Regions from separate parts of the Homo sapiens genome. Here region 1 is linked to region 2. The links are chromatin contacts, found by POLR2A ChIA-PET in ENCODE. All regions are on one chromosome and are shown on one strand. The core of a region is the stretch at or near the end of the contact, and the rest is flanking DNA. Distances in the headings are between cores, read along the strand shown.

What was found. ChIA-PET counts read pairs that join two places held with the same protein, here RNA polymerase II (POLR2A).
Region 1: POLR2A ChIA-PET joins it to region 2 with 16 read pairs in PC-9. The contact joins two enhancer-like sites. POLR2A ChIA-PET finds 5 or more read pairs at or near these places in 2 of 52 experiments (PC-9 and WTC11).

What each region holds. Positions count from the first base shown.
Region 1 is chr9:113,451,955-113,459,201 of GRCh38, forward strand. It overlaps a transcript of RGS3 not described here. Among named protein-coding and RNA genes, the nearest start is that of RGS3, 8.1 kb to the right of the region's middle. Within about 2 kb of position 3,502, at least 22 of the 41 ENCODE cell types and tissues checked have a DNase peak (open chromatin) inside an H3K27ac peak, as active enhancers do.
Region 2 is chr9:112,335,137-112,341,859 of GRCh38, forward strand. It overlaps a transcript of PTBP3 not described here. Among named protein-coding and RNA genes, the nearest start is that of PTBP3, 4.9 kb to the left of the region's middle. RefSeq lists enhancers at 2,400-2,899, 2,578-2,722 and a cis regulatory region at 2,643-2,656. Within about 2 kb of position 3,640, at least 2 of the 41 ENCODE cell types and tissues checked have a DNase peak (open chromatin) inside an H3K27ac peak, as active enhancers do.

The sequences.
Region 1 (7,247 bases), core at 2,252-4,751, 1.1 Mb after region 2:
TATTTTTTGCTGGGTAAAGAATTCTGTTTTTCTTTTTCTTCTTTTTGTTTTATTTTTCTTAAGAGTCAGGGGGTCACTCTGTTGCCCAGGCTGGAGTCCAATAGTGTGATCATAGCTCACTGCAGCCTCAAATTCCTGGGCTCAAGCAATCCTCCCACCTCAGCCTCCCGAGTAGCTAGGACTACAGGCATGCACCACCATATCTGGTTACTTTTTAAATTTTTTTTGTGGAGATGGGTCTTGCTATTATTTATATACACAGGCTGGCCTCAAGCCATCCTCAAACCATCCCTTCACCTCGGCCTCCCAACATGCTGGGATTACAGGCATGAACCACTGCACTCAGCCTGTTTTTTTTCTTTCAATACATTAAAGATATTGCTTCCCTGTCTTCTGTCACATAGTTTCTGATGAGACGTCTGATGTCATTCTTATTTTTGCTCCTGTGTATGTAATGTGTAGTTTTTTTTTTTTTTCTGGCTGCTTTTAAGATTTTATCTTTTCACTAGTTTTAAGCAATTTGATCATGATGTACTTTTAGGTTTCTTCACGTTTCTTCTGCTCAGAGTTCATTGACCTTCTTGGATTTGTGGGGTTTACAGTTTTCATCAAACTTGGAAAAAGCCCAACCACTATTTCTTTAAATATATTTTCTGTCCCCTACTTTCTTCTGGGATTCCAGTTATTATACATATCTATTCCAGTTAATAATATGTGTCTATTAGGCTGCTTGAAGTTGTTCCATAGCTCACTGATGATCCATTTATTCATTTATTTTGGTCTTCTTTGTGTTTAATTTTGGGTGGTTTCTACTGCTGTGTCTTCGAGTTCACCGATCTTTTTTTGTGCAATGTCTAACCCATTGTTAATCCCACCTTTTGTGTTTTTTATCTCAGGCATTATATTTTTCACCTCTAGTTGTTCAATTGGGTCTTTTTATATATATAAATATATATTATATATTTATATATAATATATAAATAAAATATATTTATATATGATATATAAATAAAATATATTTATACATAATATATAATATATAAATATAAATATATATTATATTTTATATATAATATATAATATATATAATATATAATATATAAGTATACATTATATATATTTATATAATATAGAAATATATTTTATATAAATTTACATACTCATTATATGATTATATAATATACTCATATGATTATATAATATACTCATATGATTATATAATATACTCATTATATGATTACATAATATACTCATTATATGATTACATAATATACTCATTATATGATTACATAATATACTCATTATATGATTACATAATATACTCATTATATGATTACATAATATACTCATTATATGATTACATAATATACTCATTATATGATTACATAATATACTCATTATATGATTATATAATATACTCATTATATGATTATATAATATACTCATTATATGATTATATAATATACTCATTATATGATTATATAATATACTCATTATATGATTATATAATATACTCATTATATGATTATATAATATACTCATTATATGATTATATAATATACTCATTATATGATTATATAATATACTCATTATATGATTATATAATATACTCATTATATGATTATATAATATACTCATTATATGATTATATAATATACTCATTATATGATTATATAATATACTCATTATATGATTATATAATATACTCATTATATGATTATATAATATACTCATTATATGATTATATAATATACTCATTATATGATTATATAATATACTCATTATATGATTATATAATATACTCATTATATGATTATATAATATACTCATTATATGATTATATAATATAATAAATATATATATCTTCCATGTCTTTACTTCACATACTCTTTTTTTATTTTTATTTTTAAACAGGGTCTTGCTCTGTCACCCAGGCTGTGATCATAGCTCACTGCAACCTCGAACTCCTGAGTTCAAGCCATCCTCTCATGTAGCTAGGACCACAGTCATGTGCCACCATGCCCAGCTAATTTTAAAAGTTTTTGTAAAGATGGGGTCTAAGTTGCTCAGGCTAGTCTCAGACTCCTGGCCTCAAGCCATCCTCCTGCCTCAGCTGCTCAATGTGCTAGGATTACAGGTGTGAGCCACCATACCTGGCGTACTTAACATGTCATTTCTCGGTTGGTTTCTATTGATTTTCTCCTTATTATGGTTCATATTTTTTTCTGCTTCTTTGCCATACCTGTTCACTTTTTATTAGATACCAGATTTAACAAATTTTGCCTTTTTGGGTTCTAGATATTTTTATATTCTTACAAGTATTCTTTAGCTTGTTCTGGGATGCAGTTAAGTTACTTAGAAACAGTTTGATCCTAGCTGGGTGCGGTGCATGCCTGTAATCCCAGCACTTTGGGAGGCTGAGGTGGGTGGATCACTTGAGGTCAGGAGTTTGAGACCAGCCTGGCCAACATGGTGAAACCCTGTCTCTACTAAAAATACAAAACTTAGCCAGGTGGGGTGGTGCACACCTGTAGTCCCAGCTACTTAGCAGGCTGAGGCATAAGAATCACTTGAACCTGGGAGGTGGAGGTTGCAGTGAGCTGAGATCTTGCTACTGCACTCCATCCTGGGCGACAGAGCGAGACAGTATCAAAAAAACAAAACAAAACAAAACAAAACAAAAACCAAAATCAAAAACAGTTTGATCCTTTTGGGTCTTGCTTTTAAACTTTTTTTTTTTTTTTTTTTTTTAGATGGACAAGTACAGCATTTAATCTAGGGTTGATTATTCCCCACAACTGAGGGAAGACCCTTCTGAGTATTCTATCTAATACCTCCTAAGGAATTAGAAGGTCTTTCCACTCTGGTTGATGAGCTTAAGAACTATTCCTGGCCCTGTGTGAGCTTTAAAGATTGTTCCCTGTAATTCTTTGGTGGTTCTTTCCCCAGCCTTGGGATACTTTCCTCAAACCCATGAGCTCATTAGCACTTAGCTGAAGTTGTGAGTGGGGACTCTCTGGAGACCTCTGGGGCCCTCTCTTTGTGTGACTGTCTCCTCTCTGGTACTCTGCCTTGGAACTCTAGCTGCCTTGGCCTCCCGAACTTCTCAGTTCAGGGATTTGGAGTTGGCCTGAGTTCCCTCTCCCTTTTGGAAAGTCTCTCCCGGGAATAAGCTGGGCTGATCACAGGGCACAGCTTGTCTCTTTTCTGTTTCTCAGGGATCACTGTCCTTCGTTGCCTGATGTACAATATCTTAAAAACCATTGTTTCATATATTTTGTCCAGTCTTTTAGTTGTTTCAGGTGAAGGGAAAATCCAGTTCCTGTTATTCCATCTTGGCTGGAAACAGAAGTCTATATTGTTTTTTAATTTTGAAAAACTGAGGGCCTCTGGAATGTAGGATTATGCCAGGCCAAGTTGCTCATTATCAGGCCAGGAAAAGCAGCTCTTGAAGAGGCTGAAAGGGCTTCCAGCCTAACTGCGAGGGTGCTGAGTCATTCTAGCAGAGACCAGGCACTCTGCTTTTCTGGCTCTTATCAAGTCTTTAGCTTTTATCTTTGGACTCAACTTACTAGTTCACATTCCTTTGGTGGTGAAGGTTTGGTCTCTTCCACTTTGAAGCAGTATCTCTCCGCTTACACTTGAAATCTTGAATCTTTTACTTGGTTCTCTTTAGTCCCTGTTTGTGTATTTAGGTCACTAGAGGCTTCTACATCTGGGGCACATTAAAGTTCCTCAGTGGTATTTACAGCAACCAGCATCTGTTTCTGTAGAGAACAATTAACCCAAAGATACCACCTTGTTCTACCTTGAAGATGAATTACAGAGACACTTTTAAAAGGCAAATCCTTCATTTCAAGGGTGAATAAAATACCACTTAACAAAGCATTCCAGCTGGTTAAATTTAGGACATGAAAAAAACCTGACCCAAGAATATCGTCTGGCTTTGAGTCCAGGGTGTTTTTCCTTTTAGAGTAAATTTGGTACCTTTTCATTCATGTGAAGTTGTTGCCCCCCAGCATTTTATTCTGGGATGAAAGGTCAACAGGGACTGTCTTGTTGCTAAATCTAATGGACACTTCTCAGTTATTAAACCTACTGGACCTCTTAACAATATTTGACACTGTTGACTATTATTTCCTTCTTAATACATCCCCTGACTTTTCCTTCCCCTTTCAGGCCTTTCTTCCTCTGCCTGTTTTTTCAGTTGGTACTACTCTTGGTTCTGTCCTGAGCTTTCTCACATTAAACATTCCCTGTGGGCTGTCTTATGCATGCTCATGGCCTCACAGGGAATTCCTAAATCTATATTTCTAGCCTAAGTATTTTTTGCTGAGCTTCAGACCATTATGTTCAACTGTTCACTTGACATCTTCACTTGGATGGCACATGGGTCACCCAACCTTAGCAGGCTCACAGTTGAACTCATCCATTCTCCCCTCAGTTCAGCCCTGCCTCTCATGTTCTTCATTTCTGCAAAGGGCACTTCTAAACAATTTCTCAAGCCAGAATTCCTTGCATTCCATCTTCTACTCAATCACCATGGCCTGTTGATTCTATCTCTTTCCATCCCTATTGCCACTTCCCTAGTTTGGTCATTGTCATCTTTTACCTGGATGACCAGAAAAGACTTCTAAGAGCAATTTTTGCTTCCGACCCTCATGTCATGCAAACGCCTCCACCCCTAACCAATTTGTTTTTTTTTTTTTCGTATTCTAGCCAGAGCAATCTTTCTAAAATGTGAATTAAAGGCTGTTGGGATCTTGCTTAAAATATTTGACAACTGCTCTATGCTCTTAAAATAAAGCCCAATCTCCTTATAATAAAATATGCAGCCCTATATGATTTATTTATTTTTTTTTTGAGACAGAGTTTCGCTTTTGTCTTCCAGACTGGAGTACAATGCGATGATCTCAGCTCACTGCAACCTCTGCCTCCGGGTTCAAGCCATTCTCCTGCCTCAGCCTCCCGAGTAGCTGGGATTACAGGCATGCGCCACCACACTGGCTAATTTTGTATTTTAGTAGAGATGGGTTTCACCATGTTGGCCAGGCTGGTCTCAAACTCCTGAACTCAGGTGATCCACCTACCTCAGCCTCCCAAAGTGCTGGGATTACAGGCGTGAGTCACCGCGCCTGGCCGAGGCCCTGTATGATTTGGCCCCTGTTTACTTTCTTGCATATTACTGATTCCCTCACGTTCTAAGTTCCCTGCCACATTTCCCATTGTTCAGTTCCTCAAACGTACAACGCCCCCTCTCACTTTCTGGCCTTTACATGTTTTGTTCTTTCTGCCTGTAACCCTTCCTTCCTCTCCTATACTTGGCTAAATCATACTGCAGGTGATTTTCTTTGGGCAGTCTTCCTTGACCCCCTTTATCATCTTGGTTTGCCTAGCTCCCCAGATTAAGTGAAATGTTATTCTATGCTTCCAGAGGTTGCTGTGTTTCCTCTATTGTAATGCTTACCCAATCTCCCACTTGACTATAAACTCCATCTTTTTCACTGCTATATGTATCCCCAGTGCCCAGTTATAAGGCTCAGCTCCATAGGTGCTTAGCAAACACTTGTTGAATTGAACTTTAATGTGTCAGTAGCCACAGAAGTCTCAGTCCTGCTAGACCGTAGCCTTGCCACTTTGAGCAAGAGGACTGCTGGGAGAGATGGTATTCTATAATGGTTCTCTTGCTGGGAGCTGGATTTTTATTTCCCCACTGTTTATTTACTAGTTTAGCAACCTGATTCAGTTAACAACTCTGCATCTTAGTTGCTTCATATATAAATACAAATGCTTGAACTTTCTGAAAGCAAATGGTGGGCCAGATTTTTTTTTCTTTTTCATTTCCTTGGTTACTAGAAAACCCAGGTAGCTTTTGAGGCAATTTCTATAAGACCTTCAAGAAACAGATGATGCCAATGCAATTTTGGCTATTTCAGAACCCAGGAAAAAAATGAAGATTTGTCAGTGCTAGGTAGGAAGCTAGACAGAGACAAAAACCAAATAAGGTTAGAAACAGGAAACTATAGACAAAAGGTCAAAGGTAAAAATCTCTTCATAGACCAATTTGACTGATGCCTATAGATGTAAAAATACTAATAAAATATTAGCAAATCAAATCCCACAGTGTATGCATGATCGAGTCAGTAGAGACGGGGTTTCACCATGTTGCTCAGGCTGGTCTCAAACTCCTGACCTCAAGCGATCCGCCTGCCTTGGCCTCCCAAAGTCCTGGGATTACAGGCGTGAGCCACTGTGCCTGGCCAAATTCATTTTTTTAGTTAAAAACATTTTACATTTTTCTGGCCATAGAAAAGTCTTTAACTTTAAAAATTTTCACCCAACCATTTGAAAATGTAAAATGCATCCTTAGCTCACCTGTTGTACAAAAACAGGCAGCCAGCCAGATTTGGTTGGTAGGCCATAGTTTGCCAACCCCTGCACTAATATGTTCACTAAATTTGAACCATTTTTGCATCTCTAGGATAAATACCAACTTGATCATGAATATACTGTTGGATTTGATTTGCTTGTATTTTATTAGTATTTTTACATTTATATTCATAAGTCAGATTGGGCTATGTAGAAATTTCAAACTAGCTGTGGGGTATAGATGTATTCTATTTAGCCTTCATAACATTTTAAAACATTTTGAATGAGTTATTAATATTAACAAATTGGGAAATATTACATGGATTATTTAAGATTGCTGGCTTTTCTTTAAAAAAAAGTGACAAAACTGGGAGAATGTTGGCCTAGTTTCGCCACATTTTAATAGATCTGCTCTATTGTATATTTTCTTTCTTTTTTCTTTTTTTGAGACAGAGTCTTGCTCTGTTGTCCAGGCTGGAGCACAGTGGCATTATCTTGGCCCACTGCAACCTCTGCCTCCCGGGTTCAAGTGATTCTCATGCCTCAGTCTCCCGAGTAGCTAGGACTACAGGCGCATGCCACCACACCTGACTATCTTTTGTATTTTTAGCAAACATGGGTTTCACCATATTGATCAGGCTGGTCTTGAACTCCTGACCTCAGGTGATCCATCCATCTTGGTCTCCCAAAGTGTTGGGATGACAGGCATGAGCCACTGCATCCAGCCTCTATTGTATATTTTCTATTTAATTAACTTCTATTCTTACTTTTATCTTTTACCTTTGGTCTATAGTTTTCTGTTTCTAACCTTACTTGGTTTTTGTCTTTGTCTAGCTTTCTACCTAGCGCTGACACATCTTTGTTTTTTCCTATGTTCT
Region 2 (6,723 bases), core at 2,390-4,889:
CATTTTGGAAAATTCAAGCACTATAAAATATTGAAAAGTTATCATTAATATTTTTCTTCCCAAACCACCCCCTGCCCATGACTACCACTGTAACAATTCTGCGTGCATCCTTCTGGACCTTACTTTTTTTTGTTGTTTGTTTTTTTGTTTTTTTGTTTTTTTGTTTTGAGACGGAGTCTTGCTCTGTCTCCCAGGCTGGAGTGCAGTGGCACAATCTGAGCTCACTGCAACCTCTGCCTCCCGAGTTCAAGTGATTCTCCTGCCTCAGCCTCCTGAGTAGCTGCGATTACAGGCGCCCGCCACCACGCCTGGCTAGTTTTTGTGTTTTTAGTAGAGACAGGGTTTCACCATGTTGGTCAGGCTGGTCTCGAACTCCTGACCTTGTGATCCACCCACCTCAGCCTCCCAAAGTGCTGGGATTACAGGTGTGAGCCACCGCACCCAGCGACCTTTACCATTTTTCTTTTTTTTTTTTTTTTTTTTCACCTAAAAATCCTGGATTATAGCTGGGCATGGTGGCTCACACCTGTAATCCCAGCACTTTGGGAGGCCGAGGCGGGCAGATCACTTAAGGTCAGGAGTTCGAAGCCAGCCTGGCCAACATGGTGAAACCCCCCATCTCTACTAAAAATAGGAAAATTAGTCTGGCTTGGTGGTGCACGCCTGTAATCCCAGCTACTCAGGAGGTTGAGACAGGAGAATCTCAACCCGGTAAGCAGAGGTTGCAGTGAGCCGAGATCACACCACTGCACTCCACCCTGTGTGACAAAGTGAGACTCCAGGCTGGAGTGCAGTGGCACAATCTCGGCTCACTGCAACCTCTGCCTCCCAGGCTCAAGCAATTCCCCTGCCTCAGCCTCTGGAGTAGCTGGGATTACAGGCACCTGCCACCCTGCCTGGCTAATTTTTGTATTTTTAGTAGAGACAGAGTTTCACCATGTTGGCCAGGCTGCTCTTGAACTCCTGACCTCAAGTGATCCACCCACCTCGGCCTCCCAAAGTGCTGGGATTATAGGCATGAACCACTATGCCCAGCCTCATAATTTCATTTCATAATTTAACCTTTTCCAAAACAGTGGAAATTACGTTGTTTCCAAGTATTCAAAATAACTAACACTATTGCAGAAAATATCATGAATGTATGAGTATCTTTGCACACATATTATTACATCTGAGGAATAGATCCCTAGAAGTAGAATTGAGAAACAAAGGACATAAGCCTTAATATCCTTTATATAATTCAACAATCCTTTATATAAAGCCTTTATAGCCTTTATAATTCAAATTTGATAAATTTTTTGAAAATGATTCCAAAAAGGCTGTACCAATTTACAGTTTCTTTATTTAAAAAAAAAAAAATTTGGCTGGGCATGGTGGCTCACACCTGTAAATCACAGCACTTTGGGAGGTCAAAGCGGCAGCATTGCTTGAGCTCAGCAGTGTGAGACCAGCCTGGGCAACATGGTGAAACCCTGTCTCTATATTTTTATAAAAATAAAAATAAATTATTAAAGTTATGTCTCTCTTACCCTTTGCTTTAAGCTAACAAATTTTAATATTAAAAAATAGCAGAGCGTGACCCCTATCTTTGCTATTCCAAATTTCAATATTAAAAAATAATACAGGAAGACCCCATCTCAATAAATAAAGGTAAATATAAAGTGTGTCCGAAATTTATTGTTCATACTAACAATAATTCCGAGAAGTCTGCAATGTAAAAACAGTGCACCTGACTGAAATTAACAAAACTGTTTGGCATTTCCTAAATACTCAATGTCCAGCTTTACAACAGAAGCCTAGATATAAGAAAACAGAAAACAGTTTACAACAAAAAAGGTGAAGCCTTAACTCTTTCCCCTGCCCCTTGGTTCTAAATTCAAAGAACTTTTTGTTTGTTTGTTTGTTTGTTTGGAATCAGAGGCTTGCTCTCTCACCCAGGCTGGAGTGCAGTAGCGCGATCTCAGCTCACTGCAACCTCTGCCTCCCAGGTTCAAGCAATTCTCCTGCCTTAGCCTCCCTGGTAGCTGGGATTAGAAGCGTGCACCACCACACCTAGCCAATTTTTGTATTTTTCATAGAGATGGGGTTTCACTGTGTTGGCCAGGCTGGTCTCAAACTCCTGGCCTCAAGTGATCTGCTTGCCTCCACCTCCCAAAGTGCTGGGATTACAGGCGTGAGCCACCGTGCCTGGCCAATTCAAAGAACTTATAGATTAAGCTCCATGGGTTTGTGAGTCACTTTGATTCAAAAATAGTAGGTAGCATAGAGTTTAGCTCCTCAAGAACCACTTTGAGAAACCTAACTGTTCCCATAGCCTACATGATGTGGAAGAGCCACAGCTTTCTATCATCTCCACAGAAGTTTCTGGAATCAGATATCTCAGATATCACCTACATGACCTGGTTTGACCTGAAACTGATGGGTTCTATATACTGGCTTCTTGATAGTGAAGAGAGTTACATTTTCTCTATTTGCTAATTGCTCTGTGCTTTGAAAAGGAAGACAGATACAAATAATTTAGTTTATAATTTTTCTAACATTTTCTCTTGTGTTTTTGTTCTGATTTGACTAAGAAATTCCCCTGACACACCTTTTTCTGATGAGAGACACCACCCCCATCACGATTATCTTTGGACAACATGTAACCTTTGAACACTTGCCTTAAGGCATTCCAGTAGGCAGTGGTTAGTTAACATTTAACCAACATAACCCTATTTCTGTTTACAGGTAAGACTTCTTAATATATAAAATAATACAAAGATGCCAAATAAGTCAGAAATAATACCAGCTATTAGGTGAATCTAGGAAGCTGGACATTTTAATATCATTCTATCCCATGACAAATACAAAATCATCATAATTAACATTGCATTTCCCAAAACAGAAACATCTGAAATTATACTAAATGAAAAAAGCCAATCTCAAAAGGTTACATGCTGTATGATTCCATTTCTATAACATCCTCAAAATGACAAAATTATAGAGATGGAGAACAGATTAGTGGTTACCAAGGATTAGGAAGAGGGTGGGAGCAGATGGAAGAGGATACAGACAACTGTGACTACAAGGGAGTAAGAACGGGGATATTTGTGGTAATAAAACAGTTCTGTGTCTTGATTATGGGGTGGTTATACAAATCTACACATGATAAAATTGCATAGAACTTTAGATAAACACATGCATGAAAAAGTGACAAAATCTGAAGAGAAGTTATGGATTGCACTGTGTCTGTGTGCTGCTTTTAATAGTGTAATACAGTTACTAAGATGTTACTATTGGGGGAAACTGGTTGAAGGGTACACAGGACCTCTTTGTACTTATTTTTTAAATTTCCTGTGAATCTACAATTATTTCAAAATAAAGAAACCTTGGCTGAGTGTTCCCTTAATATTTGTTGTTATTTGTTCAATAATTAAACAATAACAAACATCAAAGGCTTAAGCAAAATGGCATGTGAGTATAATTTATAGTTTTCAGGCTGTATCACCTTGGTAGTCAAATAAGGTTGTAACAGCTGACACACACTGACTCTGACCGACTCTGCCCAGTCTGTTGAATTATGAGCCTTTCTTCAAAGTCCTTCCCAACTATTTGAAGAGGCGGCATGTAAGTGTCTCCTACATGCTCACTGACTTCTCAGCAGCTATGAATCACGTCCATTTTTGTCATCCCATGCCTGGCCCTGATGTAATCATCTCCACATGAAGTTCTTAATATGGCCAGTGCCTGGCACAGAGGACTCATGTCTATGCTGAAGGTGCTGTCCCTTGTCACTGTCCTATAGTATAATTTGCCAGCCCATGCCAAAGTTGCATTGGGCTTTCTGGAGCACTTTTCTGAAAAGGGGAGTATTCCTCTCCCTGTTTTTTGTCATACTATATCACCTAGGTTCCAGTGTCTCCCAGAATTTTTAATGAAACAGCCTTTTTTATTTAAATTCACAGAAAATCATCCTTTAAGATTTAGGCAAGGGCGAAATGCCGTCTCTACTAAAAATATAAAAAATTAGCCAGGCGTGGTGGCTCATGCCTGTAGGCCCAGCTACTCAGGAGGCTGAGGTGGGAGGATCACCTGAGCCCAGGAAGTTGAGGCTGCAGTGAGCTGAGATCGTGACACTGCACTCCAGTCTGCCTGACACAGCAAGACTCTGTCTCAAAAAAAAAAAAAAAAAAAAAAAATACAGGCGTGAATCCTAAGGGGCTAAGAAAATCTGAATGATAATCACTACAGTGATCTAAGAATCATCATTGCCCTTTAAAATTGACTTCTTTTTGTCCTTAAAACTGTTGTCCCCCACTCTCTATCCTGAGGATGAATTTCTTAACCTAGAAGTCTCCCAGACCCCACTTAGAAGTAAATCTCTTGGATTGTTGTTATTTTTTTTCTTTACCTTTATTTACTTGCCATTTTTATTTTTTTTCTTTTCACTCTTTTTTTTTTTTCTTTTGAGACAGTCTCACTCTGTCACCCAGGTTGCTGTGCAGTGGAATGATCTCGGCTCACTGCAACCTCTACCTCCCAGGTTCAAGCGATTCTCCTGCCTCAGCCTCCCAAGTAGCTGGGATTACAGGTACACCCCACCACACCCAGCTAATTTTTGTATTTTTGGTAGAAATGGGATTTTGCCATGTTGGCCAGGCTGGTTTCCAACTCCTAACTTATCAGGTGATCTGCCCGCCTCAGCCTCCCAAAGTGCTGGGATTACAGGTGTCAGACACCATGCCCTGCCTGCCCAGCCCAATTTTTAAATGATATAAATTTCTATCAGGATTATAACCATGACACTAAATGTTATAAAAATTCATATTTATTTAAACATGTTTATTTTTTATTTATTTATTTTCTTGAGACAGGGTATCGCTCTGTCACCCAGGCTGGAGTGTAGTGGTGCAATCGTGGCTCACTGCAGCCTCAACCTTCCAGGCTCAGGTGATCCTCCCACCTAAGCCTCCTGAGTAGCGGAAACTGTAGGCATGTTCCACCACCACACCTGGCTAATTTTTGCTGGTGTGTTCTTAGCAACCAGAACAATGCCTACTACATAATAGGCAGCCAATATTTTATTAATTGAACATGTGAAACAGCTTGTGCCTTGCAAAGACAATCTTCCTTTTGTTTCTGAAACTGTTTATTGTATTAATACTAAATTTGTATTTCTGGTAAACTTGCCCTATATTCTTCCTCAGCATTACCAATTCGTTATTTATTAGATCTTCATTCTATTACATATTTTTCTTTAATGTCTTGTGTTTGTTTTTTCTTAATATTTTATATGATTTTCTCAAGTCTATTCTCTCCAATCATAGTTCAGATTTCTGCAGTATTAGTTTGATTCCCTGCTATTTTAACGTGTTTTTAAATAACATAATAATTTTGTTTTCTCCTCTTCTCTTTCATTTGTTCTGCCAGCTTTTTTAAAATGTCATGTTATTGTCTTATCTATGTTTTAAAATCTCTTGTTTAGGGCCGGGTGCAGTGGCTCACGCCTGTAATCCCAGCACTTTGGGAGGCTGAGGCGGGTGGATCACCTGAGGTCAGGAGTTTGAGACCAGCCTCAACATGGAGAAACCCCGTCTCTACTAAAAGCACAAAATTAGCCGGGCGTAGTGGTGCACGCCTGTAATCTCAGCTACTCAGGAGGCTGAGGCAGAATTGTTTGAACCCGGGAGGCGGAGGTTGCGGTGAGCCGAGATCGCGCCATTGCACTCCCGCTTGGGCAACAAGAGCGAAACTCTGTCTCAAAAAAAAAAAATAAATAAAATAAAATAAAATCTCTTGTTTCATGGACTCCATATTTAATTATCCAAAGAGGATAAAGAAGTATTTTGTCTAATGTTTTCTTCTTATCCGTTTTTGTTCCTCTTTAAAAGTGTAATTTTCATGTTTTTACATATTATATTCTTCTACTTCATTTGGGTGTTTTTGTTTTGGTTTGGATTTCTTGTGGGGTTTTTTGTTTTTGTTTTTGTTTTTGGCAAGATCTCTGCTAGAATTTGTTTTGTTTTGTTTGTTGAGTCAGGGTCTGTCTCAAGTCGCCCAGACTAGAGTGCAGTGGTGTGAGCTCGGCCCACTGCAACCTCCACCTCCTGGGTTCAAGTGATTCTCCTGCCTCAGCCTCCCGAGTAGCTGGGATTACAGGTGCACACCACCATGCCTGGCTAATTTTTGTATTTTTAGTAGAGATGGTGTTTCACCATGTTGGCCAGGCTAGTCTCGAACTCCTGACTTCCAGTGATCCGCCTGCCTCGGCCTCTTGAAGTGCTGGGATTACAGGCATGAGCCACCATGCCTGGCCTCTGGTAGAATTTTATTCCCTTGTTTGTATCCGGCAAGAAAAGTGTTTTTGTTTTTCGTTGGGTGTGTGTGTGTGTGTTGTTGTTGTTTTTGTTTTTGTTTTGAATGATGGCAGTACTACTTTGATCTGCAGCTTACTAAAGAATAGTGTGAGTTGAGGGCTCACAAATCTCATCTCAGCTTTTCTGTGCGTTATTGATTTTTTTTGTTTTTGTTTTTAAGTCACTTGTAGGTCTAGATATCAATGGTTTATATTCTTGTTTCATCTTTCAATTACTTGGTGGGGATGGTGAAGTGGGAAGTGACTGTGAAGTGACTCCAATAAGTAGATAGCCATCAAGTAAGGTGTGCTTTCTCTCAGAAACTTCACAAAATTCTTTACATAGTTCTGCTAAATATCCACATTTGGTTTGGTTTGTTTTCCCTGAA